Regions from separate parts of the Homo sapiens genome. Here region 1 is linked to region 2. A link is a loop called in an ENCODE intact Hi-C map of the cell type or tissue named here. Cell type or tissue: chondrocyte. All regions are shown on one strand. Each heading gives the region's core, and the rest is flanking DNA. Links, peaks and the distances in the headings are about the cores only.

Region 1 (14,932 bases), core at 3,724-11,723, 75 kb after region 2:
TCTCCAATTCCTGGCCTTGTGATCCGCCCGCCTCGGCCTCCCAAAGTGCTGGGATTACAGGCGTGAGCCACCGCACCCGGCCGGGAGTCTTATATGTTTATTCAAAAAGTGGCAGGCAGGAGGAGGTGTGACTAGTAAGCATGTTTTGGGTGATCCTCTGGGTGCACATGCGCTGTGGCTATACATGCTAGTACATCCATTGCATGTCTCATTAACATCTTAAATCTCCACCCAAGGGTATGTTTTTTACTATTATAATGAGCAAAAGGTTACTTTTGGGGCAAGCAAAACTGGAGCAAACTATACTCCTCTTGCCTTCTTGGGGTGGAAAGTCCCTTGTGGTGTTAGTTCCTGCTTGAGCCAGATAAGTTCAACTGCAAGAAGGGTCCAAGGGCTCTTGAAGTCTCAAATGCGGCTGATGTGTTACAACAGTCATGGCCCCCTTCCTGGGTGTGCCAGAGATGGAGGCCAGCCTGGAGCCCACCTCCCTGTTCATATTTAACTGTTGTTTATTATTATTATTTTGAGACAGTGTCGCTCTGTCGTTCAGGCTGTAGGGTAGTGGTGCGATCTCGGCTCACTGCAACCTCCGCCTCCAGGGTTCAAGTGATTCTCTTGTCTCAGCCTCTCGAGTAGCTGAGATTACAGGGTGCCACCACCACGCCCAGCTAAAACCCGACGGGGATTCACCACCTTGAGCAGCCTGGTCTCCAGTGATCCCGTCGCGTCTGGATCCAAAATGCTGGGATTACAGGCGTGAGCCGCCGCGCCCGGCCAAACACAGCATTGTTTTAAAGGCAATGTGCAATAGTAGCAAACATAAGCCTCTTGAATCAGATATATGTGTTTAAATTCCAGCTCCATCACTTCCGAAAGTAAAATGTGTGGTGTTTTATATTATTTAGATCATTTGTGAAACTTTTCTTCATCTGCAAATGTAGGGAAAATTCTTCAAAATTCTTTGGGTATTGGCCGGGCGCGGTGGCTCACGCCTGTAATCCCAGCACTTTGGGGGGCTGAGGCTGGCGAATCACCTGAGGTCAAGAGTTCGAGACCAGCCTAGTTAACATGGTGAAACCCTGTCTCTACAAAATTACGAAAATTAGCCAAGTGTGGTGGCGTGCGCCTGTAATTCCAGCTAGTCTACTCGGGAGGCTGAGGCAGGAGAATCACAGGAACCCGGGAGGCAGAGGCTACAGTGAGCCGAGATCGCGCCATTGCACTCCAGCCTGGGCCACAGGGCAAGACTACGTCTCAAAAAAAAAAAAAAAAAACTTAAAAAATCTTTTGGGGATTAAAAAGAATTTGAGCAGTTACTCAAGAGACCATTCAGCTTCATATTTCTATTTACTGCCTCGGGCATTTTTACCGATTTGCAACAACTCAAATTCTCTGCTCCATCGCCATTTCTGGACCAAGGTGTCCTACCTTCCAAACACTTCAGAAAATGTGCTCGGAGTACCTTTTTCTCTGACAATTAAAATCTTTCAAACTTATACCTCACACCCCATCATGTGCTCGTCATCCAGCATTTGACTTCCCTGTCAGGACTTCTTTCGTCCTCTTTTGAGCTCCCAAAATGTACTGGTGTTGTCAGTCACATGAAAAGCCGAAAACCTGACTTTCATACAAATATAACATGAATGTAGTGTTTAAGATTTCATATATCTCACTAATTACTAAGTCAACTGAGAAAACCCCTTCAAAGATGAATTTGAAGAACAAACAACACACAATAGAAAGGCTGAAAATTGTATCTCAACTGAGTAAAATCTTAGGGTTAATGTAAACATGAATCACTTGCGTTATTATCACTTTTCTATAACTTAACTTCTACCATCACAGAGCTTAGCCTAGTGAATAGAAAGTCAAAGATGCATAGCTCTAAAAAAATCAGACACTTGCTAGAGGGTCTGCCAGACAATGCCAAGCACGTCACTGAAAGGAAGGACCCAGTAATTTCTGTTGTCGATTTTTAAGTCTGACAATTCTTTCTGACACATATGACATGTTATAAAAGTTGCTTTGAAGTAAACATGGGAGATTGTTAAAGGAGATGGAGTCTTGTTGTTTGTTTGTTTGTTTCTTTGGAGGTTATTTAGTTCTGACCTTGGTCTTCAGTTTGCCAATTTATACAACTAGGTGTGTAGATATTTAATTTTAATATTTGACGTCGGGCGGAACATTTAAAAATCTTTTATGCTTTCCTTGGTTTACATTCTTTCTAATGGACTCTTTATATTTCCAACATGAATAAAAATGAATGTATTATTTTACTTTTGTTCTAAATCTTTCTTCTATATCTCCCTACTTGATTATTTTTATTTAAAATGTCAGCTGTATTATGTAGTGTAAAGGGACTCCAAAATCCACAAAGTCCAAATAAGGTATTTCTTAGGCTCAATACAATGTGCCAGTCAGTTGAGATGGTCAAAATCTAGCAGACCAGAGATATTCTCAAGGTTATTAAAGAGCCCAGAATTTGATTCAAGTAACTAACTCCATATTAATCTTTTCGGGGAAATTTTTGAAGCTTTCACTTGTAAAGATGTCTTTTAGGGTAGACAGCAGTAGCAATATATTTTCTACAAACTCTATCAATGCACTTGAAAGAAGTCATTTTAAGAGCTCCTGAAGAGACCCTTTATACCATAAAAAAGGCAGTTTGTGATGGCAGCTGTCTGTGCAAAAGTCACATAATTGTCTTGTAAGCTAGGGGTCAATGGAATAAAAACTCTGATGCCCACCGGCAACCAAATCCTATGAAATCAGTTTGTCTGGGGGGAGGGGGGTAGAAGCCTACAAAAATTAGTACAGTTAGCCCTCCATGTCTGTGGGTTTTACATCTGTTGATTAAACCATTGTGGATCAAAAAAATATTTTTTAAAAAAAAGGATGATTGCGTCTATACTGAACATTACAGATTCTTATATTCTTGTCATTATTCCCTAATCAATACAATATAACAATTATTCACATAGCATGGACATTGTATTTTAGGTATTATAAGTAATCTAGAGATAATTTAATGTATACAGGAGGATGTGCATAGGTCATAAGTGTAGGGAAAAGAGAGATCAGACTGTTACTGTGTCTAACTAGAAAAGGAAGACATAAGAAACTCCATTTTGACCTGTACCCTGAACAATTGCTTTGCCCTGAGATGCTTTGCCCCAACCTTGAGCTCACAAAAACATGTGTTATATGGAATCAAGGTTTAAGGGATCTAAAGCTGTGCAGGACGTGCCTTGTTAACAAAATGTTTACAAGCAGTATGCTTGGTAAAAGTCATCACCATTCTCTAGTCTCGATAAACCAGGGGCACAATGCACTGCGGAAAGCCACAGGGACCTCTGCCCTGGAAAGCCGGGTATTGTGCAAGGTTTCTCCCCATGTGATAGTTTGAAATATGGCTTCATGTGATGAGAAAGATCTGACCGTCCCCCAGCCCGACACCCGTAAAGGGTCTGTGCTGAGGTGGATTAGTAAAAGAGGAAAGCCTCTTGCAGTTGAGATAGAGGAAGTCCACTGTCTCCTGCCTGCCTCTGGGAACTGAATGTCTCGGTATAAAACCCGATTATACATTTGTTCAATTCTGAGACGGGAGAAAAATCGCCCTATGGCGGGAGGTGACACATGTTGGCAGCAGTGCTGCCTTGTTATTCTTTACTCCACTGAGATGTTTGGGTGGAGAGAAACATAAATCTGGCTTTCGTGCACATCCAGGCATAGTAAACTCCCCTTGAACTTAATTATGACATAGATTCTTTTGCTCACATGTTTTCTTGCTGATCTTCTCCTTATTATCACCCTGCTCAACTACCTCATTCATTTTGCTGAGATAATGAAAATAATAATCAATAAAAACTGAGGGAGCTCAGAGACCGGTACCAGTGCAGGTCCTCCGTATGCTGAGTGCCGGTCTCCTGGGCCCGCTGTTGTTTCTCTATACTTTGTCTCTGTGTCTTATTTCTTTTCTCAGTCTCTCGTCCCGCCTGTTGAGATATACCCACAGGTGTGGAGGGGCAGGCCACCCCTTCAATAAGCAAATACTACCTCCTTTTACATAAGGAACTTGAGTTTGCATGGATTTTGGTATCCGTAGGAGATCCTAAACCAATCTCCTACTGATACCAAGGTACGACTCTATTTTTAAAGATCCTGAAGTGTGATTCTAATGTGCAAAGTTTGAGAACCACTGTTCTAGGCTATTTCCGTATCATTGGTTACCCTATTTTTTTAAAAAAAATGTGGAATGCTTCGCAAATTTGCATGTCATCCTGCACAGGGGCCATGCTAACCTTCTCTGTATAGTTCCAATTTGTGTATATGTGCTGCCGAAGTGAACACAATTCTAACTGCTGCTTGTATACATATAGTTTTTCATTTTATATATAAACAATCAAAGCCAATTTTTATAGTGTAAAGAAAATCCCTTATCATATAGTATAAATCATATTTAACACTACCCTCTAACAACGATTAAAGTAACTGTGTTTCTCCTTCACATCAAGAATGCCAAAATGGGACAGGTGCAGTGGTTCACGCCTGTAATCCCAACACTTTGGGAGGCCTAGAAGGGCGGATCACCTGAGGTCAGGAGTTTGAGACCAGCCTGGCCAACAAGGTGAAACCCCATCTCTACCAAAAATATAAAAAAAAAATTAGCCGCGCTTGGTGGCTGGTGCCTGTGATCCCAGCTACTCAGGAGGCTGAGGCAGGAGAATCGCATGAACCAGGGAGACGAAGGTTGCAGTGAGCTGAGATCACGCCATTGCACTCCAGCCTGGGTGACAGAGCCAGACTCTGTCTCAAAATAAAAATAAAAAGAAAAGAAAAAAAAAGGAATACCAAAATGTACAGCGAAGATAGTGTTTTAAATCTCGCCCAGGCGTGGTGGCTCACGCCTGCAATCCCAGCATTTTGAGAAGCCGAGGCAGGCAGATCACCTGAGGTCAGGAGTTCGAGACCAGCCTGGCCAATATGGTGAAACCCCATCTCAATCAAAACTGCAAAAATTAGCTAGGCGTGGTCATGGGAGCCTGTAATCCCAGCTACTCAGGAAGCTGAGGCAGGAGAATCGCTTGAACCTTGGAGGAGGAGGTTGAAGTGAGCCGAGATTGTGCCACTGCACTCCAGCCTGGGCAACAAGAGCAAAACTCTGTCTCAAAAACAAACAAACAAACAAAAACAAAAAATACTTATAAAAATATGAATATTTTCATTGGCATCTTTCTTAGCTCAAATTTATTAAATTATGTGTTATTTATATATAAAAAGCAAAACACATGGTGTTGGTGTTAAGGAAAACATTATTCATGGCAATTGTTAAAGACAGTAAGGAAAACTTTATTAGAGAGGGATTTTGCAGTAGGTGAGAGAGACCGGGCTCAACTTTGCATACAACAAGGAAAAGCGGGAATTTATAGCCAAGGATCAGAGTGGGGAGATGAGGTCACTGGATAGAAAATTACTGAAAGGAAACATCACAGGTAAGGGGGTTTCTGGCTAACCTGGCCTGATAGGATTCTTGAAGGCAGGCCAGGGTGATTACATCACTGGAGCATGGTGGAGGATGAGGAACCTGATCAGATATGAAGGGTGATCAGATAATAGAGGATGAGGGATTCTGGCTAAACTGACTTAACACGATTATTGTTAAAAGTGCGCAATGCAGAGCTACAAACATTTAAGTCCAAAAGTCAGAGCTTTTGTTGAGAAGAGCCTTCAGAGGAACCTGACTAGAGTTTGGTCATGAAGAGAATCTTTGTCACTGTTCAAAAAATGTCTGATAAGTAATTAAATTATTAGAGATTAGTTGATATATTATCTAAATGTGTTAGTAATTTAAATGGTTTGGCATCTTTTCTGACTTGAATTTTATAATATTTAGATAATGTAAAAATAGAAACTTATAGCAGTATTAAGCATTGGGGTTTCAAAATGAAGCCTCCAAATTCTTCCCTTGAGGACTCCAAGCTCCATCTTTAAGAATCCAGGGTCTGATGTTTCTTTCTTTTTTCTTTTTCTTTTTTTTTTTTTTTGAGACAGAGTCTTGCTCTGTCGCTCAGGCTGGAGTGCAGCGGCGTGACTTGGCTCACTGCAAACTCCGCCTCCTGGTTTCAAGCAATTCTCCTGCCTCAGCCTCCCTAGTAGCTGAGATTACAGCCATGCGCAATCTCAGCCATGCCTGGCTAACTTTTTTGTATTTTTAGTAGAGACGGGGATTCACCGTATTGGTCAGGCTGGTCTCGAACTCCTGACCTCGCGATCCATCCGCCTCGTTCTCCCAAAGTGCTGGGATTACAGACGTGAGCCACCGCGCCCGGCCCCCAGGGTCTGATTTTTCAAGTATGAGAACAAGATAGTAAAGAAGCCTGAGGGGAGCCCAGCAAAGAGAACCAAACACCACTGAAATTTGGGGAGCAGAACCAGCTATATATTTTGCAGGGCCCAGTGAAAAATTAAAATGAGGGAGCCCTTGTTCAAAAAGCAGGAAGACAATGCTGTTATAATTATGAATATATACTGATATGGGTGTGAGCTGCAGGCTCACTCCCACCAAGACACCCTCCTAACTCACCTGGGCTCTGCCAGTCTGCCAGCCAGTGTCGGGAATGACAGCCATTATGCCACACCCCAGAAATCCCGGGATTAGGCTGCAGGAACTTAATCCCTCTTCTGTAGACCCCCTAGGGGGCTTTACTGCTGGAGGCAGGTGGGGAAGAGGGGTCGGGAAAGAGAGTGGGGAAGGATGTCAGTTAGCAGGGCAAATTCGTTGCTGAAAACCCATCCAGGGGAAGCAGAGCTCTTGGGAGTCAACTCTTCGGCAGAACTCTTGGGAGCCAACAGACCCCCATGCCTAAGCATGCTACATTGTCATGTTGGCTATAGCTTACAAAACATAAGTTTAAGGATAAAACTATTGAGAACTTCAAGAGAGTCATTACAAAACATTAAACCCCAAGAGTAGGACTGGGTGTGTGTGTGTAGGGGTGCTCGGGGGATGGTGGTAAATTGTGCGACTGCATAGATCTCAGGCCCATGAAGCTCACCCCATTGGGGAGCTTAAATTATACACAGAATCTTTAAAACAGCTTTGCGCAATTCCTTGGCTGGAAGAACCAAGACTGACAAAAACGGGTCCACAGACGCACCTAGAAAGCGATCTGAGCCTCAGTTTTCCGACCCAGTGTCCAAAGGCCAAGTGGACAACACACACACGCTCTCCTTGTAGTTAGGAATACCCATTATGATCTTTGTGAAAGAAGTTTCATTGTGGTGGGGACACGGAAAACTGAATCTTCTTTGAGTAGGCATGTCGTCTCCACGTCTGCCTCAATTCCGCGAGCAACGATTTTCAGAAGTACATGCATTTCCTTCTCTTCCGTTCGCTGCATCTTCAGTTTCTCCTTAGTCCCTCCAACCTGGCCGAGGACAGGGCCACAGGACCACACAGTGCCCTTGTCTTACCAGGGACACGGAGGAGTCAAGGTGTTCCAAATGCAGACAGTGAGTGCACTATGGAAGGCGTGGGAAGCAAGCAAGCAAGCAAACAAACAAGCAAACAAACAAACGAACAAGCCCTGAATTCTAAATCCAACCCTAGAAGTCGGTGTATGAGAGCCTAACGGTTTGAAAATCAAGTTCCTGAGAAAGGATTTCAATCGGTTTTCTTAAGTTGCAAAGGAGCAAACAACAAGTTGTAGGTGACTATGTTGAGAAGGAAACGTGAGACAACTCGAGGATGAAAGACAGAGACTAGAGAAGATAAATGGATAAGGAAGAAAAAAATATTGACGCAGCTGGACAGCGGTGTTAGGAGATGTTTAAGTTACTTGGAGATAAGGCACAACAGCTGAAGGGGACAGCAGAGTGGCGCAGCGGAAGCGTGCTGGGCCCATAACCCAGAGGTCGATGGATCGAAACCATCCTCTGCTAGGTGCCTGTTTTTTTCCTCCAAAACACTGCATCTTGCACTTGTTAGAGGTGCTTTAACACCTCTCATGAATGACTGAAGACCTACAGTGACCGAGGGAGTAAACTCTGTTTTAACTGCCTGGTGCTTTCTGAAACCTAGTGGTTCACTTTCAAAGAACGGAAGCATAAGCGGAGAAATGAGTGAATCTGCAAATGGGAGGTCTGAAAAATAAGGCGGTAGAGGAGCAGAGACCGGTGTGAAGAAGGGAAAGACTGAGGAAGAGGTGAAGAAAAAGAGAGCGAAAGATGAAGACTAGGTTGGGCGACCGGGAAAAAGATATTATAAAATTTTGACGTGTGTTTTGAAGAAGGTAATTCCCCAGACAGAAGCGGGTGTCACTTGTGTGTTGCTCTGGCATTACGATTCCAGGAAACTTCATCTCTTAAAGAGCTAGGAAAACACCGGAGGAAACAACGGGAATTGAACTGCTTCCCTTGTGACATAACAATCTTTCTTTACCCAAATGTTTGATACTTCTGAAGTTTCTTCCCACTTATCGAAGTCATTGTTGAAATGCGTACCTTCTGCCTCCAACCTTCTGGTAAGCTGATGAAGAAGCCTGGGCGTCCGCTCTAAAGCCGCCTTTACCAGCCAGCTACGATCTCTAAGGGCTGCTGTTCGCAATAATGAGCTGCGGGATTATTCACTACCGAAGGGGTCCCACTCTATTCTGAGCCCGATTTTCTTCGTCATTTCCCCTGTAATAAATACTACACAATAATTTTATATTTAACGAATAAACAGTTTGAGGTTGAAATGAATGTTCAATATAATAAAGCTCGGCTGCAGTGCTGAGGCACAGGTATATGACCAGAACGCTTGGAAGAACCTAATAATTACTGAAATCATGAGCCTTATTAGCACTTCTTAGTGAGTTAGAGCCCAGTGTAGAGAGCCTGGATAGCTCAGTCGGTAGAGCATCAGACTTTTAATCTGAGGGTCCAGGGTTCAAGTCCCTGTTCAGGCGAACTTCAGAAGTTTTACTTCAGTTAGGTCTAAACCCATCCCATTTGGGAACATTTTGTGAGGAGAAGGAAATATCACAAAGGCCGAAACAGACAAATGCATCGCTTTCTTCACTAAATTATGCTTTCCCAATATTATTTGAAACGTATCCCCAAGATTTCAAGAGAAGAGGAAAAGGACATGATATAAAAATAATAAACTGGTGATGGAATGACTGGGAAATGGACCATTTTAAAACTCCCTTGAAATGGCTCATTAATCCAGGCATGGGGGAGCACTTTGGGCAGTCTTGATTAAAATCCAAAATCTTTAAGAGCAGTGACCTTTGCATAGCCTGTCTCTGTGGTTCCTTGGAGTTTAGACCAGCTCTTCTTTCACAGAAAATTTGACCACTTTGCAACAGTTCCCAGTTGAAAAACTCATTTCCAAACACTTTTTGAAATAGTATTTTCTGTGTTTACATTATTTCTGTCATTATCCTGGGATTTGGATTATGGTTAATGACCCTGATCATGGGCTTCTAGTGCATGGCTTCTGTGGGCAGCACGCTAAACAACGCCACTATGAAACAAAGGTACCAAGAGTTCAACGTTGTTGATAGTTTTTTTTGTCATGTCCCTTTTGTCTTGAGCCTGACAATATTCAGTCCAAACACTGCATTTGGATCCATTTTGTAAGGTCTCGCCCTTTCTTTTTCAGTTATGTGATTCATTTGAAGTAATCAGGTCCATTTTGACTCTTTCCCCTGACCTTGTTTATTTTTTTATTTTATTTTATTTTTTTGAGACGGAGTTTCACTCTTGTTGCCCAGGCTAGAGTGCAATGGCGTGATCTTGGCTCCCTGCAACATCCACCTCCCAGGTTCAAGTGGTTCTCCTGTCTCAGCCTCCCAAGTAGCTGGGATTACAGGAGCGCCACCATGCCAGGCTAATTTTTGTATTTTTAATAGAGACGGGGTTTCACCATGGTGACCATGCTAATTTTGAACTTCTGACCTCAGGAGATCCGCTCGCCTAGGCCTCCCAAATTGCTGGGATTACAGGCATGAGCCACTGTGTTCAGCCTATTTTATTTTTTGTACATACTTAAAACATAACATCATTTTAAAAGTTAAACTGTGCAAAAGAGACATACTCGAAGAAATATCACTTCCCTTCATTGCTTCTTTTTCTTTCCTTCTCCAGCTTTTTCAACTCATTCTCATCTACCCCCTATAGGTAATCCATTTTACCAGTTTCTTTTTTATCCTTCCTGCACCTCCTTTTGAATAAGCAGGCAGACACATACTTATTTATTTATTTATTTGTTTGTTTATTTATTTTTAGACCAGGCTGGGGTGCAATGGCGCGATCTCAGCTCCTGCAACTTCTGCCGCCCGGGTTCAAACGATTCTCCTGTCTCAGCCTCCCGAGTAGCTGGGACTACAGGCGCGCGCCACCAGCCCTGGCTAATTTTTCTATTTTTAGTAGAGACAGGGTTTCACCATGTTGGTGAGGCTGGTCTCAAACTCCTGACCTCGCAATCCACCCACCTCGGCCTCCCAAAGTGCTGGGATTACAGGTGTGAGCCACCACGCCTGGTGATACATACTTTTTAAAATGTCCTCTTCTTTCTCAGACGAAAAATATTATACTATATTGTATATATATTGATTTACAGTATATAGATATTGATTTGCTTTATATATTGTATATATATTGATATCTATACAGTATCTATAGATATATACATATTGTATATATAGTATCTATAGATATATACATATTGTATATATAGTACCTATAGATATATACATATTGTATATATAGTATCTATAGATATGTACATATCTATAGATAGTATATGTATTGATTTACAGTATATAGATACTGATTTGATTTACTTTTTTTGTTTAGCAATATATCTTTGAAATCTCTCCATGTCAGTTCACAGAGATCTTTTGTACAGCTGCATAAGTACTCCATTGTGTGGAAGTAACAATCTAATCATTCTTTTATGCTTAAGCATTTAGGTTGTTTAAAAAATTTTGCAATTGCAAGCAATGCTGCAATGAGTAAATATGCTGATGTATATTTTCATTTTGTTGGATGTAGATTTTCAGGGTAAATTGTTAGACTTGGGATTTTTGGGTGAAATGATTAATGTATATATAATTTTGTTAGACATAGTCAAATTCCCCTTCATAAAGATTATATTGATAACAATGTGCTTCCTTACCAGAAATCAATGACACTACCTGTTCCTGTATGCACTGACATACTTTTTAAATTTTTACCAAGCTGATAGCAGAGAAACAGTATCTTCATATAGTTTCAATTTGCAATTTTTTATTACAGAATTTAAACATATTTTCATATGTGCAAATATATATATTAATTATCTGTTAATTTTTTTTGCCCATTTGACTATAAAGTTTTGGCCTTTTTCTTCAATTGTTGAAAAATGTTTCTGTATTAAGGATATTAACTCTTTATCTGTGATACACATTGCAAATAGTCTCCCGGCACCCATTCCCACCATTTGTTAACTCTGTTTAGAGTCTGTTTATCATATTTTTTTGTACCATATTTGTAGGTACTTTAAGATACTAAATTTTCTTTTATTATATCTACAGTTTAAGTTATAATTAGGAAACTTTCTATATCCAGGCTACAAGGGAATTCACACATGACTCTTTTTAATACTTGTAGGTTTCAGTGTTTGCACTTAGATCACTGATTCATTTGGAATTTATTCTTGCATAAAGAGTGAGGGCTGAATTTCATTTTAGCTCTAATTGGCTAACAAATTTTTCCTGAACTACTTGTCAAAAAGTCCATCTTTGCACCTATGGCTTGAAATATATGCTTTATCAAATATTAAATACCCATATGTGATTTTGTTTACTTCTGGACTTTGTATTACATTACTAGACTGTTTTTCTATTCATTTGTGAATGCTATAGTGCTTTAATTATAGATGCATGAAGAGTATATTTTAATATCTGATAGGGCTACCCCTCTCCACAGTATCAAAGCTCCATTCTCATAGCTTCAAGGAGTGTTGACTGCTAAAGTGTCATTTCGCCTCAAGGAACAGCGCCCCTGCCAAAGATTGCACTCTCTCAGGACTAGACGCTCTCTCTGGGGCAAACAGTATCCAATGACCACATTTTTGCTTCAATTTGGGACAGTTCTGAAGGGCATCCTACCAGAGCTCCTGTGGCTTGGCTGAAGCCTCTGCTGTAACTGCTTTGCAGTTTTACTTTTTCATCTCTCCAATTCTGCTTTTCTCTCATTCTTCTACATTTTCTTCTGTGTACTCTAATAAATTTTGTGCACATAATCTCTGTCTCAGGTAATCTGTTTCTTGGGAACCCAAACTAAGTCACTCTCTGAGACAGAGTTTTGGCTTTAATATTATTTCCTTTTTATTGGTAGAAGTATTGTTTCCTTTTTATTTTTATTATTATTTTTTTTTTTTTTTTGAGACTGAGTCTCGCTCTGTCGCCCAGGCTGGAGTGCATTGGCGCTATCTTGGCTCACTGCAAGCTCCGCCTCCTCGGTTCACGCCATTCTCCTGCCTCAGCCTCCCGAGTAGGTGGGACTACAGGCACCCGCCACCACGCCCGCCTAGTTTTTTGTATTTTTTTAGTAGAGACGGGGTTTCACCGTTTTAGCCAGGATGGTCTCGATCTCCTGACCTTGTGATCCGCCCGCCTCGGCCTCCCAAAGTGCTGGGATTACAGGCGTGAGCCACCGCGCCCGGCCGTTTCCTTTTTATTAAGTCTACAAGTTTTCCTTTGATTACTGCTTTAGTGTTATCGTATGGAGTCCGCTACGTAAGATTTTCATTGCCTTTGTTGTATAGAAATTTTATGCTTTTTGTTTATATTTTCCCCTTGGCCCTAGTTTTTTGTTGTTGTTTTTTTGTTTGGAGATGGAGTTTTGCTCTATTGCCCAGGCTGGAGTGCAATGGCGTGATCTCGGTTCACTGCAACCTCCACCTCCCGGGTTCAAGCGATTCTCCTGCCTCAGCTTCCCGAGTATCTGGGATTACAGGCACCAGCCACCATGCCCGGCCAATTTTTGTATTTTTTAGTAGAGACAGGCTTTCTCCATTTTGGTCAGGCTTGTCTCGAATTCCTGACGTCAGGTAATCCACCTGCCTCGGCCTCCCAAAGTGCTGGGATTACAGGCATGAGCCACCGTGTCCGGCCGGCCCTAGTTTTTAAAAGAAAGTTTTATAATTTTCAAGGGTCAGAAAATGTTGATTTCTACTATTTCTACATTTTAGAAAATATTGAGGATTTTTTGTGGGATTAGAGCAGCTAATACATGAATAATTGTCATGCATATATTATGCATACCCCATGGGAAATTTTCTCATTTCAGAGAGCAGACTTCAAAAATCTTTGCATCAGGCCTTTCACACATCAACCAATGAGCATCTGAGTTGTTTCCAGGTATATTTAATATTGTCAACAGTTCTATGAGCAATTATGCACATGTGGCATGGTACAGAGTTATAAGTACTTTGAGTGTGTGTGTGTGTGTGTTCCTAGAAGACAAATTGTTAATTTGTTACATTTTGTAAATGTTTAACTTTTTGAGATAATGACAAACCATTTTCCAGGGCTGTAAAAATGGATGCCTCTCTTGGCAATGTATTAGGGATACTACTACATATCCAAATAGTCAACTGCTGTTATTTTTGCACATTTCATTTTAATTTGATCAAGTGGAGGTTAATAGTATCTTGTTGTAGTGATGGTTTGTATTCCTTTATCACAATGAGGTTGAACATATCTACATATGTTTGGATTTGTACCTTTGAATTTTCTTCTAAATGTCAGTTTATTTATCTATTTGATTATTTCGTGTATATATTTGATTTATTTACATGTGGAAGTCTTGCTACATTTTTTTATCTTCCTCCTTATCTAATCATTCCTTGCAATTCAATTATTTGAATGCAGTTTAATCTTTCTCAGTGTAACTTGTGTTTTCAATTTAATCTGTAATTACTTTCATAAATATCAAGGTTTTCTTAAACCTGGAGCATTTTTGTGTCTTGTTTAACCAGTGTTTCCAATCTTTACTTCTTCCAATACATATTCTCATATATGTGGTAACCACTGCCTCTTGCTTCTCAAATTCTTTCTTCACCCTTCTCCTGCACCTTTTTCCCACATCAAAGGGGGCTGAACTCAGACTGTATTTCCCAAGCCTACTTCACATTTATCTGCAGCTCAGTTTAGTCAACAAAATGCAGTGGTGGGTGATAGGAGAGTAAAAGAAATAAAGAAGTCAGATAATTTCCACCACTGTCTGCCTGCTTTGGGCACCCTCTATGGGAACAGCTGCATGTTCTCCTTCACTTTAGCTCTCACTGGACAGGACTAGTACGATTAAACCTTAAGCCAGATAATTTCAATTCCTAGGCTCTAATAATGCTGTCTCTTCCAGAAAGTGTGATGGTACTTGCTTCTCTTTTCTGGGGGAGTTTAAGGATCTCTTCATGTACAGAAAGCATTAGTTTTTAAATGTGAGTTACATATTGGTAAAATGCCGAGATTGGATGTTGAGTAGCAAAAGAGGTAGACTTCACTTAGCTGTTTTTGCTCAGACTTATTCATCACCCATGCTCTTTTGTGCTCTACACTGCAATGACGTTGTTGTAAACTGCGTTTCCCAGACTCCCTTGTCAACTGACTTCTGGCTGGACTTAACCAATGTTAGGCACTGAATGGAGATGAAAGGGAAAAAGAAAAAGTGGAAACAGGGTATTGCTCATCCCTCCTGGGTTTCTGCTACATCTTAATGTGTCAAGTGCCTGACGGGTAAGCCTGCTGTGGCTTCAGGTTCTTCCAGGTGGCGGAGGCTTTTGGCCTTTAGTGATTTCCCGTTCTTGCTAATCTCTGTACCATTTGTCATATCAGTTTCTCTACCACTAGTGTAGCCAATTTATTGTATTAAATGTCCCAATCTTACTACCTAACTAGTG
Region 2 (14,932 bases), core at 3,685-11,684:
CTACAAAAGGCCAGGCACAGTGGCTCACGCCTGCAATCTCAGCACTTTGGGAGGCCAAGGCGGGCGGATCACGAGTTCAGGAGATCGAGACCAACCTGGCTAACATGGTGAAACCCCGTCTCTACTAAAAATACAAAAAATTTGCTGGGCGAGGTGGCACGCGCCTGTAGTCCCAGCTACTCCGGAGGCTGAGGCAGGGGAATTGCTTGAACCCAGGAGGTGGAGGTTGCAGTGAGCTGAGATCTCGCCACTGCACTCCAGCCTGGGCAACAGAGCGAGAGACTCCGTTTCAAAAAAAAAAAAAAAAACCTAAGACAGTTGCTCATAAAGAAAGCAAGAAAGCAACAAAGCTAAGACTCCCACTCAGAGAGTGGGCAGTACTTCCTCTCGCTAGGGGCAGGTCAAAAGGAGGACTCCCACGGGAGCCTAGCTTGGGTCCCAGTTGGCAGAAAAATATAAACAGATGTTCTGTTGGGCGACTCGAATAATTCTTATTTTTATATACAATCTTTCAGAAAAGAACTATAATAATTATGATGTGATACTATTCTAGAGAATAACTAATTGATATTTTTACTTTATTAACCTTTTTTCTTGTGTGCATACAAACATGCACATATACACAGTTTTGGAGGAAAAGACAGTTATAGTTCATAGTTTACTATAAATGCTTATCATCCAACTCAATAGAAATTTTCTACAAATGCGTATCATACAATTCGAGAGAAATCTATGTGCTCCAGAATGTACAAAAGTTATGCAATGTTCCAAAGAGTGTCATTGTCACCTCTGGTTTTTTGTTTTCTTTAAAGACAAGGTTTCACTCTGTCATCCTAGTGCAGTGATGTGATTATGGCTCATTGCAACCTCTGACTCCCAGGCTCAAGCAATCCTTCCACATCAGCCTCCCAAGTAGCTGGGGCTACAGGCGTGTTCCACCACACATGACTAAGCAATCACATTTTAGATAAAACATCAAAGATATGTCCCATGAAAGAAGTAATAAACGTCATTAAAATTTAAAATTCTACTCTGCTAGAGATAATATCAGAAGAGTGAGAAGACACAGATTAAAGAAAATATTTGCAAAAAGCTTATGTAATGAACAACTTATTCAAAATATGCAAAGGACTCTTAAAACTAAACAGCAGGAACACAACCCAATAAAAAAATAGGCTAAAGACCCTAACAGATATTGCTAAAGAAGATATACAGATGGCCAATGAGCATAAGAAAAGATGCTCCACATTATATGTAAACAGACAGATGTATTATTGTTTTAATTGTATTATACCACTCACTACCCACCTATTAGAATGGCCAAAATCTGGAACACTGACCACACCTACACTGGTGAGGTTATGGAGCAACAGAAACTCTCATTCATTGTTGGTGGGAATGAAAAATGGTACAGCTACTTTGGAAGACAGTTTGGTGGTTTCTTACAACACTAGACATACTTTTATTATATGATCCAGCAATCACACCCCTTGGCAACTATGCAAAGGAGCTGAAAACATGTCTACACAAAACCTGCACATAAATGTTTATAGAAGCTTTATTCATAATTGCCAAAAGTTGGAAGTAACCAATATGTCTTTCAGTAGGTAAATGAATAAATATACTACGGTACCTCAGACAATGGAATATTATTCAGCCCTAAAAATAAATGAGTTATTAAAGCATGAAAAGACACGGAGGAATCTTAAATGCTTATTACTAAGTGGAAGACAACCAGGAAAATTGTTACCCTAAAGTCAATTGAAGAAAGTGTTGTAAGAAGGAGAATGTATTAATAGCTGCAGCTATCCCAAGTAAGGTGAGGACTGGGAAATGATTTTAGCCATGTGGAGATAATCGGCGACCTTGTCAAGGCATTATAGGATCACTGACAGTCCTTCAGAGGCTGGTAGGTGGATTAATGTGGTGATAGATGTGCGTGGAAGGTCTCTTCTGATTGTGAAGTAGGAAGTAAAGTCATCAATTGAACACAAGGATGGGAGAGGAGGTGTTGGAGCATTGGCATGAGAGATATGAAATAGTGACTTATTTTTTTTTTTTTTGAGACGGAGTCTCACTGTCTGTCACCCAGGCTGGAGGGCAGTGGCGCCATCTCAGCTCACTGCAACTCCGCCTCCCAGGTTCAAGTTATTCTCCTGCCTCAGCCTCCCGAGTAGCTGGGATTACAGGCGCGAGCCATCACATCTGGCTTTTTTTTTTTTTTTTTTTTAGTAGAGATGGGGTTTCGCCATGTTGGCCAGGCTGGTCTCGAACTCCTAACCTCAGGTGATCTCCCCCCCCGCCTCGGCCTCCAAAGTGCTAGGATTACAGGCTTGGACCACTGCATCCGGCTGAAACAGTGACTTAGAACAAGAGGATTGGGAGTGGACTAATCTAATCGCGTATGGTACAATTTGCCTGGTAGCCTTGAGCACCTACTTGACATTCATTGTCATGAATTTAAAGTGAGGTCTGTCAACTGATTGTTTTTCTTCCGCCATGTTTAGCTGCCCTGGTTGTGGCTTTGCCAAAGGAGTACAAAGTGAGAGAGGCAGGGAAATTGAGAGTGCAGCAAGAACGTGACTCTAACATGTGCTGGGTAAAGAGAGAAGAAAATTCATGAACTGGAGGGAGGAATAGGGAACAGACAACTGAGTCTCCGGGGATTTGTTCCAGCAACAAAAGCAGCCACTAAGCACCAAATAAGTTTCTGATGCATAGAGAGTCAGATAACAAGTAAAGATTAAGACACTATTATGTTTCCCAGGAACTTCTTATTGAAAGAGAGAGACAAATATATAAAAAGTGACAAATACAAACACGGAAGCATTAACCTGCCGTGGGAACATTAAAAAGCGAGAGAGTCAAAGAGCCTAACACGACTTCCTCTGAAACAAAAAGTGTCCTCGGAGCTGTGATGGCCGAGTGGTTAAGGTGTTGGACTCGAAATCCAATGGGGGTTCCCCGCGCAGGTTCAAATCCTGCTCACAGCGTCGCCATTTTCTGGTTAGATTTCCAATTTGCTACTTTCATCAGTTAGCTTTCATTAGTTCACTAGGATAGAAAGTTGTGAGTGCTATCGCTGTGGCTTTTACAGCGCGCGCACACTTGTGGAAATGTACATCAAGAAATATGTACATTTGAAGGCCGGGCGCGGTGGCTCACTTCTGCAATCCCCGCACTTGGGGAGGCCGAAACGGGCGGATCATTTGAGGTCAGGGGTTGGAGACCAGCCTGACCAACACGGTGAAACCCCGTCTCTACTAAAAATGCAGAAAAATTAGCCGGGCTTACTGGCGCACGCCTGTAGTCCCAGCTACTTGGGAGCCTGAGGCAGAAGAATCGCTTGAACCTGGGAGGCGAAGGTTGCAGTGAGCCGAGATCGCGCCACTGCACTCCAGCCTGGGAGACAGAGTGAGACTGTCTCAAAGAAAAAGAAGATACTAGTTGTCTTACATCTAATCATAATGGCAAATACAAGACAGGTGCAACGTTGAAAATATTAGGAATACAATTTCCCTTTTAGATTACTAGTATGACAGCTTTCTTAAAGCATTCTCAGGCAGCAATCTTTACTTTGTATTTGTCCTGATCTCACAGCTGGTGGGAGCCAAAAAAATTAGGATGATAACAATCCGTCATATGCATTAGTTGCTCTTCAAAGCGTTTTGTATAAACGAGGAAACAGAGGCACAAAGAGGATATATTTTGGCTTCTGACCACCTTCTTAAACCCATACGAAACTTCGTCTCCTTATAAGCACTTCTTCATTTTCCACTATTTTGCTTACTTTGAACAGCTATGCAAGTAAAGTTCCTTTTTCTAAGTTTCTATGTCAAATGTGATTCTGAAAAATGTGTACTTTCCCGAATTCTTGACTCCTCGTTAAATTTGAGTGTCTTCATCTGCTACTTTGAGTTGTAATACCATTTTACAATAAACTTCTCCCTAGTGAGTGGGTACTTGTTTTTTCCTTTTGGACGAGAAGAGGGAAAAACTATGATTAATACTTCCAGAAATGTATTACAAAGCACTTTACTTTTGGCAATATCTAAATTTAAAATAATACATATTGCTCATTACTGATCCACATACATCATTAGTGCCCAATGTAAGTATATTAAAAATGAAATTCAGGCCAGACACGGTGGCTCACGCCTGTAATCCCAGCACTTCGGGAGGCCGAGGCGGGCGAGTCACCTGAAGTAGGAAGTTCGAGATCAGCCTGACCAACACGGAGAAACCCCGTCTTTACTAAAAATACAAAATTAGCCGTGCATGGAGGCACATGCCTGTAATCCCAGCTACTTGGGAGGCTGAGGCATGAGAATCACTTGAACCCAGGAGGCGGTGGTTGCAGTGAGCCGAGATCGCGCCGCTGCACTCCAGCCTGGGCAACAAGAGCGAAACTCCGACTCAAAAAAAAAAAAAAAAAAAAAAAAAATCAAATTCAGGTAAAAGCAGCTGATTGGCCTGAAAAATAAGTAACAAAAAGCTAAAAAGTAGGCACACACATGAAAGAGAAGATAGAAACACCAATATTGCTTTGAAGGAAAGACATTCATCTTAGCTCATATATAATGTTTCAAAGATGAAAAATGGTCATTATTTTCAATAAAGACACTTTATGTGAATGTCTATTATGCCAACAAACCACAAAAGAAAACATGCTTTCCTTGAATCAGTGTGGTTTGGGGTTTTAATCCCTACCTAAATAAAGAAACAATCTTTTTTTTTTCTGGCCCCAATAGTATAATACAATATAATTATGAAAAGAGTAACAGTTAAGACAGCGTTACAGGCAGGGGCCAGTGGCGCAATGGATAACGCGTCTGACTACGGATCAGAAGATTCTAGGTTCGACTCCTGGCTGGCTCGCTTGTGCTCTCACTTTTTCCTTCTTCAAAGCCGTATTAACAATCCTGTGAATGTCCTTTTCCAGAGTGGTGCTGTTACTTGAACGTGAAAGAGACAAGCGTCGAAAGAGCCAACTTACAGGATTTTGTTTCTACCTTTCATCTCATTCTCAACTGGAGAAAGGAGAAAGGAGAAAAAGACCATTAGAAAGCTTAAAAATCAAAGAAGCTTTAAAAAAATGTTTTTTCACGTATATCTTCTTCATCGGTATTTTTTTCCATTGGGAGAAGTCCACATTCCTGGCGTCTCTGAGGCACAGCTCTTTCCCTGGGCATGACTGTTGTCAAAAAGAAAGGGGACATCTGAAGAAACGTTGAATCATAAAGGCAGGGCTGTGGGGATGCAGGATGCAAGCTGCTCCTTGCATCAGCTGGGCCCCCTACACAGAGCTCAACCCTGAAGTCGGTGGACCCACCTCAGCCTCAACATCGCCCCAATCCACCACTCCCGCCACGGGCCTCTTCTCTGCCTCCCAGGTTCCCACCACTTTTCCTCCGCCCTGAGATCCTAGAGAAATAGAAGACAGGAGAATCGGCAGGGACAGAGATAGACAGACAGACAGACAGACAGATAGACAGATATCCCAGAAGAAGATGAGTGTGGAAGGTGGCAGCTTTGGGGCGGTGTCTGAACAGAAGGACCTCCTTTCTCAGCGACCAGGAAGATGGTGGAGGAGAGAGAGGCTGGGAGGCAACCACAGTCAAGCGGGGGAAAATTCCTCAAACTAAACCAAAAGAGCATCTTAATATGTGGCTCGGTTTCCGAACGTGTAGCTTGGATCTTCGCTCTGCATCTCAGGTGAGTTTACTTTAGTCACTTACCAGTATGCGCTGTCAGGGGCACTGCGGGTAAACGAATGAAACCACAAACCTGGTAGTCCAAATGTGTTGGGCTGTGGCCAAGTTGAACGGAGAACTGGCGATTCTTAAAACACCGCATTCACTTATATACTCTTTAAGCTAAAGGGGAGAAATTTTCCGTGAAAGCCAGTGGCAGCCTCACGTGGTGTGGGCATTTATTTGCCTTGGAAACTGCCTGGGATCAGAAAAAAAGAATGAAGCACAGCCATTGCGAGGAACAAAACCTCGTATCTTGCTGCTATTAGTATCACACTCTCACCAAGTCACTGGCCACGCTGAGCCTGCTTTCCTTTCCCTATCGAAACTCGTTTAAAGCGTCAAAATAATATTGTCTCCCTTTCAATATTGAGAATGAAAAAAATAGAAAAAAGTATATATTGCTTCCTAACGTTTCACTAAAAACTAAACAGGCAAATGTCATATCTCTTCTTAATTCCCCATTCCCTAAAACACACCCACCTAGCTGCCGCACTACTCCAACCCAATTTTCTTCAGTACATTCTTCCTAATGCTTGCATCTTTTTTGTTGTTCTTTGTTTGTTTTGAGACGGAGTTTCGCTCTTGTTGCCCAGGCCCAGGCTGGGGTACTATGGCACGGCCTCAGCTCACCGCAACCTCCGCCTCCCGGGCTCAAGTGATTCTCCTGCCTCAGCCTCCCTAGTAGCTGGGATTACAGGCATGAGCCCAGCTTATTTTGTATTTTTAATAGAGACGGGGTTTCACCATATTGGTCAGGCTGGTCTCCAATTCCCGACCTCAAATGATCACCCCGCCTCGGCCCCCCAAAGTGCTGGGATTACAGATTCGAGCCACCGTGCCCGGCCTGTTCTTTTCATTTTTCACAATAAAGGGAAACGAACGTAAATAGCCTTCTCGCTTGACGAATAAGAGGGCGTCTTAATTTCGGATTCAGAGCACCTGGGATTCGATTCGGAGCACCTGTGATTCGACAGGCTTAAATTAAAAGGCCTCCCTTCAGGTAAGTGAAGGGCCCCACTATGGCATCCAGTGGCCCGTACGGGGATCGAACCCGCGACCTTGGCGTTATTAGCACCACGCTCTAGCCGACTGAGCTAACCGGCCACACGAATGCGCTGCTGTTTTAAAGGAAACCATATATAAATTCGTTGATATTTTTGTTTTTCTAAATAAAACAGAACTTTTTTCTTTCTTACTCCTTTCAAGAGACCTTTGAGACTATATTTACAGACTTTAGCAAGGAAGTCCAAACTATTTTAACTCTGAGCCAGACTAGAAAATTCACGGAGAAATTTTTGACAGAGGATGTGGAAAAAGCGCTGTAATAGGATTTTCAATGGTGAGTGAAGGGAACCTCCTCTTTTTATTTTATTTTTGTTGTTGTTAGACAACAAATTTTTTTTTTTGAACGGCACTGCTCCTTGCGGAGTATGGCTAATTCAAAGGCAGTACGCCCAGAGTCGGCAGCCTTCTCTTTTTAGAGTCATGTCAGTGTACTGGATCGCAAGTTGCAAACTTCCCTTTAGTGACTTGTAACTTAAGGACTTATTATTTTCAGGTTGGTTCAAGACAACGCCGCCGAAAGGAAGGCGAATGGGGTTGAGGGAAAGAGCCGCGCCTTCTCAGTGTCTCTGAAGTCACAAACATAAGCACTGATGTAATCGGCGAAGATATTCAGGGGTGGAAACTGAGGTAGCCCAGCAGTACCGGAATTACATAGTAAATCTGGTATGTTTTTTGAGGGTGGTAGAAAAGGGCTACAGAGGTTTGCAGAAGGGCAAGGTTGTGGTGGCACCCCGCTAGGTATTAAGTCTCATTTAACAGCACTTGCTGTGTGTCACTCAAATTCTAACTTGGGAACCGAAGGATTTCAGCCCGAGTTGGAGAGGCCAGAATAAGTGAGATACGCTCTTTCATCCTTGGTCAGGCTACTGGTTTCATCACCTGGAGACAAGTTGAAAGAAACCTCCTGCAGCGTCAGGAACTATCTCTCTACATGTGCCTGGGGTTTCCTTCGTGTTTTTGGAACTTTCAAGATCACTGACGCCTAATAAACTTTTAACGAATATATTAGCAGTTAAATGAATCAGCAAGTAACGATTTTGTTGATTCTAAAACTGACGCTGGCGCGAGGAAGTGTTGGAATTCCAGTGTTACTCTTAATGTATTCAACGGTTAAAGACCGAAGTACCACCAGGAGCTTCGATGTTTTTCATTCTTCTAGTCCTCAAGAGGTTTTATCCTAGGTGTCAAGAACTGAGGCTTCTACTTGCTCAAAAATCACCTGAAAGTAAACTCTCTGATACAGTTCCTGCAGTAACACATCCTCTTCACCGGTCGCAAGGAATTACATTCTGGCTTTTGAGGATCCCTCTTGCACATTCTGACTGGTGTTTATATACCTCCGAAGTTCACATGTAAAGCCATACCAAGGGAATGAACTTGTCATATATGACATCAACACCGGAAGGATTACCCTTTTTTCTCCTTCAGATAAATGGGAGCTAATCTTCTAACATTCCTGTACTCTGTCCTGAGGCTTGTTGGTAGGCAGAGCTCTTCATGCTGTCCTGACTCTAACAGCACCAGCCTGGGTACTTGCTCTTTCTTTTGTAACGAAAACCAAATACTATTGAAGAAAATCTGCACCTGGGACTAGAGAAATCACATTTTTTGCTAGTAACACCTAAGATTAAAATCTGTTCTTCTACCCCACCCCCACCTTCAATTGTGTTTCCCGGATCCAAAAACCGTATTATTCTTTACTTTGCTTCAAATGAAATACTATGTGTTAACGTTACCAGCAGTAATTCCAGACAAAAAGAGGAGTTCAATACAAGGTTTTCTGTCCTTCCTTAACCGTAAACATGATATAAAATGAGGATCAAATCTCCGTTAATCCTAGATCCTAACTATCCCCATATCCTCCTCAGAGACTATCGAATTTCTTACTTTCTTATCTTCCCTAAAATAATCTATGCATAATCAAGCATATCATTACTATCTTCACCTGCATTATAGGCAACACAGCGGAACATCTGTCACAAGTGTCTTGTAAGATATATGTATTGTTTTCTTTTTCTTTCTTTTTTTTTTTTTTTTTTTTTTTTGAGACGGAGTCTCTGTCGCCCAGGCTGGAGTGCAGTGGAGCGATCTCGGCTCACTGCAGCCTCCGCCTCCTGGGCTCAAGCGATTCTCCTGCCTCAGCCCTCCCCAAGTAGCGGGGATTACAGGCGCCCGCCACCACACCCGTCTATTTTTTGTATTTTTAGTAGAGACGGGGTTTCACCATGTTGTCCAGGCCGCTATCGAACTCCTGACCTCAGGTGATCCGGCCGCCTCAGCCTTCCAAAGTGTTGGGATTACCGGCATGAGCCACCGATCTTGACCATGTAAGATAATTTCAAAATATTTATGTTATATTCCAGATTAGGTTATTTTAATTTTCTAAGACTGCCTCAGGAAAAATACTGAATCAATACTAACAATTTTTTTTTAAAGAAATGTGGATGACCTCACCGTGTTGTCCAGGCTGGCCTTGATTTATAGAACCAAGTGATCCTCTCGCCTGAGCCTCCCAAGTATCTGGGGCCACTGTGCTCCCGCACCTGCCACTGTGCCCAGCTCATTTATTTTACAATGTGAATATATATATGCGCATATATGTGTGTGTGTGTGTGTGTGTGTGTGTGTAATCACATATAGCCTTAGTATTACTAAAATTCAGGTTATTTTTAATATGTCCTCTCTTGCGTCTCTGCACAGTAAAAATGACTAGCTATGCACTGGGACTGTCCCTGCAACTGAAAACAACTAAAATGCTGTACAAAACAAGCAAAGCTTCTAAAAAAATTCAAAGTGCTGATAATAATTTAAGGATTTAACAGACCAAATTCTGAGTGAAAGTAGAAACACAGGGAGTTAAGCATAGAACTGAAAGTGCTTGGCCAGGCGCCGTGACTCACTCCGGTAATCCCAGCACCTTGGGAGGCCGAGGCGGGCAGATCACCTAAGGTCAGGAGTTTGAGACCAGCCTGGCCAACAAGGCGAAACCCCGTCTCTACTAAAAAAATACAAAAATTAGCCTGGTGTGGCGGAGGGCCCCTGTAATCCCAGTTACTCGGGAGGCTGAGGCAGGAGAATCGCTTGAATCCGGGAGGCGGAGTTTGCAGTAAGCCGAGATCAAGCCACCGCACTCCAGCCTGGGCTACTCCAGCCTGGGCGATACTCCGTCTTAAAAAAAAAAAAAGTGCTTATGCCCTGATTCTTATGTGTTTCATAACATCATGACATGTAAGTGTGGCCGGGCATGGTGGCTCACGCCTGTAATCCCAACGCTTTGGGAGGCCGAGGTGAGGGGATCACGAGGTCAGGTGACCGAGACCATCCTAGCCAACATGGTGAAACCCCGTCTCTACTAAAAATACAAAAAAATTGCTTGAACCCAACAGACGGAGGTTGCAGTGAGCCGAGATCACGCCACTGCACTCCAACCTGGGCGACAGAGCGAGACTCCATCTGAAAAACAAACAAGCAAAAAAACATGTAAGTGCACACTGAATGAGGTACTGAATAAGATTGCTTTCTTCCCCTCAACGAATTACTAAAACCTGTGGAGGAGCTCATGTTTATGGGCGTGGAACTGCGTTTTGTGAAATGACTTACAAGAGCCCTTTTCATTATAAAGGCAAATGCATGTATTCCCTTACCATATAAATTAAATGTCAATATGGACTTACATATTGGTAGATGGCTGACATTTGGTGGAGGGCCAGTATTACACAGTTAACGCGGCCAAACATTAATTTAGCAGAGTCGACATGTACAAAAGAGTCCGGAAACAGCTGTCGAAACCCGGAATTGAACCAGAGACCTGCAGAAGATCTTCAGTCTAACACTCTCCCAATTGAGCTATTTCGGCCATCTATAAGGAATGAGTTGGTTTTTTTTTTTATTCTTTTTTTTTTTTTTTTTTTTTTTTTTTTTTTGTCAGTTGCTTTCAAATCGCCCTTCATGAACACCCTCCTAGTTTCCCTTCTGGGTGCTATATTTCAGAGAAAGTAAAACATATGTGGTTCCTTAGGAAATTAATTGGATGGGCATAGGGATTTTGTGATTCAAAACTTCCTGCTGAAATGGGATGCTTCCTAGAATTGAAGACACCACCAGACACCACCATCTGGGATAATTTCTTTTCTTTTTTTTTTCTTTTTTTTTTTTTTTTTGTTTTTCTGAGACAGTTTTGCTCTTGTTGCCCAGGCTGGAGTGCAATGGCGCGATCTTGGCTCACCGCAACCTCCCCCTCCCGGGTTCAAGCGATTCTCCTGCCTCAGCCTCCCAAGTAGCTGAGATTACAGACATGCGGTACCACGCCAAGATTTTTTTTTTTTTTTTTTTTTTTTGTATTTTTAGTACAGATGGGGTTTCTCCATGTTGGTCAGGCTGGTCTCGAACTCCCGACCTCAGGTGATCCGCCCGCCTCGTCTCCCAAAGTGCTGGTATTACAGGCGTGAGCCACCACGCCTGGCCGGAAGTATTGAGTTTTAGGAAAAATGAAGTATTATGCACATATATTTACTTGAGAATATACATTTCTTTTTGGCAAATTCTACCTAATATAAGGCTAAACACACTAATCTAGGAATAGTAATTATTTCTGAGAAAGGGAGTGGCATTGCAGGTGAGGAGATATTTTTGCTGTTTTTCCTGTATTGTGTAGAATATTTATATTCAGAAAATAGCCATTATTTGGATAATTAAAAGAATAATAATTTGGCATATACTATATTAAAATACATGAGATAGTTGAAGTCGACAAACCTTACCTCCTACGTAATGTAAAACTTTATACTATTTAGTTATTGACAAAGCCAAACACAACCTTCCTCTTTTTTTTTTTTTTTTTTTTTTTGGGACGGAGTCTCGCTCTCTCTCCCACTCTCCCAGTCCTGCAGTGCAGTGGCGCGATCTCGGCTCACTGCAAGCTCCGCCTCCAGGGTTCACGCCATTCTCCTGCCTCAGCCTCCCGAGTAGCTGAGACTATAGGCGCCCGCACCACGCCCGGCTAACTTTTTGTATTTTTAGTAGAGACGGGGGTTTCACCGTGTTAGCCAGGATGGTCTCGATCTCCTGACCTCATGATCCATCCGCGTCGGCCTCCCAAAGTGCTGGGATTACAGGCGTGAGCCACCACGCCCGGACACAAACCTTCCCCTTTTGCCTGAACCTGCTGATAGGCAGACCGTTCCCTTTTATTTCCTAGCCAATCCAGTTCTCTGTTTCATGAGTGATTAGCTAAAATTAGAACTGTTTGTCTCTGTGTTGCAGGTCTCCAAGACTCACTCCTAGGTTCAATGATTGGCTAGAAGGGCTCACAGGACTCAGCATATAATCATCCTCACAAGTAATTCCAAATGTAAATAACGTCACCTATAACTTTTGAAGTTATATTTTTACCTCACCTTCCTCCACCTATTTGTACCACACCTTCCCCAACTCCCTGGCAACCACTGATCTTTTTTACTATCTACCTCTCTTTATAAAAGTCTAAGCAAAACCATCCTGCAGAGTACACTCTGATCTTCAGATCCAGAGTGCTCTCCCAGTTGTAATAACCAAAGACAGAAATCAACCTCCTCACTTACCGAGTTTGGTCTTTGTGTTAGTGCTGTGAGTCACAAAGGAGTGAAAGCCTCCCTCAGACATCCATCTTCTTCACTCAGGCACTAAATCCTCTCTAGCTTGTTCTGGTCCTCCCCTGACTGGCAACTTGGGGATTTCACACTGAGGCCAGCTCCTGACCCCTGAGCTACAGGCATCTGTCTGTGGTAGCACAGTAAGGATTTGATTTTGATTCTTTGAGGGCTCCCTTGGTTTGGTTTTGTTGGTGGCTTTTGTTTAACTTGGTATTATGGATAAATCTAAATCCACGCCTCAACCCCTTTCAAAAGCTCTCACGCTTTGCCACTGTGCTAACAATTCAGTTAATTACCTCTCATGCTTTGCCACTGTGCTAATAATTCAGTTAATTACCTCTCATGCTTTGCCACTGTGATAACAATTCAGTTAATTACCTTTAAAAAATGGCAGAATTTAACTATTAGGAGTAGCTCTTCTAATTCCTTGATAATTTAAGATAATTGAAGTCCATGTTTTAAACAGCTAAGGTCATTTACAATTATGTTATCCCCTATCCGCCTATGTTTACCTTTTTTTTTTCTTTCTTTGAGATGGAGTCTTGCTTTGTCCGCCAAGCTGGAGTGCAGTGGCGCCATCTCAGCTCACTGCAGCCTGCGCCTCCCGTGTTCAAGCAATTCTCCTGCCTCAGCCTCCCAGGTAGCTGGGATTACAGGTGCCCACCACCACACCTAGCTAATTTTTGTATTTTTGTAGAGATGGGGTTTCACCATGTTGGCAAGGCTGGTCTCAAACTCCTGACCTCAGGTGATCAGCCTGCCTTGGCCTCCCAAAGTGCTGAGACTACAGGCTTGAGACACTGCACCCGGCCGCCTTTTTTCTTTTCTTTTCTTTTTTTTTTTTTTTTAACTACAGCTGCTAGCAGCTCTAAGAAATTGTGTTTACTTTTATTATTATTATTATTATTATTATTATTATTATTATTCTTTTCCTTTCTTGAGACAGGGTCTCTGTTTCCCAAGCTGAAGTGTAGCTCTCTGCAACCTTGAACTCTTGGGTTCAAGCAATCCTCCCACCTCAACCTCTTGAGTGGCTGGGACTACAGATGTGTAGTCCCACTATGTCTTGCTAATTTTTTAAATTTTTGTAGAGACAGGGTCTCACTACGTTGCCCAGGCTAGTCTGGAACTCCTGGCCTTAAGTGATCCTCCCACCTTGGCCTCCCAAAGTGCTGGCTTTTGAAATTACAGGCTTGAGCCACCATGCCAGGCCATGTTTACCTTTTTAAATAAACTTTATATTTTAGACCATTTTTAGATGTATATAAAAATTGTGCAGAAAATACAGAATTCCCATATAATCCCTTCCCTAACTTCATTTTGAGCTAGTGTGCAAAGTGTTTTTAACATTAACATCTTGCATTAATGTGGTACAGTGGTTACAATGAATGAATCAATATTAATACAATATCGACCAGGCACAGTGGCTCATGCCTGTAATCCCAGCACGTTGGGAGGCCAAGGTGGGCGGAGTTTGAGACCAGCCTGGCCAACATGGAGGAACCCGTCTCTATTGAAAAAACAAAAATTAGCTGGGCGTGGTGGCCGGTGCCTATAATCCCAGCTACTCGGGAGGCTGAGGCAGGAGAATTGCTTGAACCCGGGAGGCAGAGGTTGCAGTGAGCCGAGATCGTGCCACTGTATTCCAGCCTGGGCAACAGAGCAAGACTCCGTCTTGAAAATAAAAGACAAAAAACAAACAAACAAAATATGCACGTAGCTAGGCGCCGTGGCTCACGCCTGTAATCCCAGCACTTGGGGAGGCCGAGGCGGGCGGATCACCTGAGGTCGGGAGTTCGAGACCAACCTGACCAACATGGTGAAACCCCGTCTCTACTAAAAATACAAAAACTAGCTGGGCGCGGTGGTGGGCGCCTGTAATCCCAGCTACTAGGGAGGCTGAGACATGAGAATAGCTTGAACCCGGGAGGTGGAGGTTGCAGTGAGCCGAGATCGTGCCATTGCACTCTAGCCTGGGCAACAGAGACTCTGTCTCAAAAACAACAACAACAACAACAAAATACAAAATAAAAAAAATGCATGTAAAGTTCCTCTATGTCTTTTAATGACTTTATAGCTGATTTCTTTTTGTCATTGAACAATATTTCATTGTATGGATATACCACAGTTTGTTCATCTATTCACCTATTGAAGGACAGCTTGGTTGCTTCCAAGTTTTGAAAATTATGAATAAAGTTGTTATAAACACTCATGTGCAGGTTTTTTGTGGACTTAAGCTCTTTAATTCTTTGGGTAAATATTAAGGAGTGCAATTGCTGAATGTTATGGTAAAAGTATATTTAGCTTTTAAAGAAACTGCCAAATTGTCTTTCAAAGAGATGGTACAATTTTGCATTTCCACCAGCAATGAATGAGAGTTGGTGTCGCTCCACATCCTCATCAGCATTTGGTGTTGTCAGTGTTCTGGATTTCGGCCATTTTAATAGGTATGTTGTGTTATCTCATTTTTTTAAAATTTGA

What was found. A loop is a pair of places that touch in the nucleus more often than their neighbours do. Peaks named below come from ENCODE experiments on the same cell type or tissue, not always from the same donor. Only the 100,000 strongest peaks of a DNase experiment are listed, where the experiment ranks them.
Region 1: a loop joins it to region 2, with 2.2 times the contacts of the local background. A loop is called at or near these places in 10 of 110 quality-filtered maps.

What each region holds. Positions count from the first base shown.
Region 1 is chr6:27,585,830-27,600,761 of GRCh38, reverse strand. TRK-TTT4-1 (tRNA-Lys (anticodon TTT) 4-1) reads left to right here and starts at 8,876; the gene lies at 8,876-8,948. TRX-CAT1-6 (tRNA-iMet (anticodon CAT) 1-6) reads left to right here and starts at 7,870; the gene lies at 7,870-7,941. It also overlaps the pseudogene RNU6-471P. RefSeq lists a cis regulatory region at 71-243, silencers at 6,118-6,412, 7,816-7,905, 7,878-8,172 and an enhancer at 8,146-8,355. In chondrocyte, for the core only: no CTCF peak of the experiment used is centred there; no DNase peak of the experiment used is centred there.
Region 2 is chr6:27,660,511-27,675,442 of GRCh38, reverse strand. TRI-AAT8-1 (tRNA-Ile (anticodon AAT) 8-1) reads right to left here and starts at 6,860; the gene lies at 6,787-6,860. It overlaps TRR-ACG2-4 (tRNA-Arg (anticodon ACG) 2-4), which reads left to right and starts at 4,806; the gene lies at 4,806-4,878. LOC124901292 (a long non-coding RNA gene) reads left to right here and starts at 6,870. Exons shown (of 2, transcript XR_007059535.1): 1 at 6,870-7,095; 2 at 7,315-8,471. It overlaps TRS-CGA3-1 (tRNA-Ser (anticodon CGA) 3-1), which reads left to right and starts at 2,912; the gene lies at 2,912-2,993. RefSeq lists silencers at 5,496-5,545, 5,379-5,673, 6,706-6,895, 6,642-6,924 and a cis regulatory region at 6,484-7,002. In chondrocyte, for the core only: a CTCF peak has its summit at 6,839; no DNase peak of the experiment used is centred there.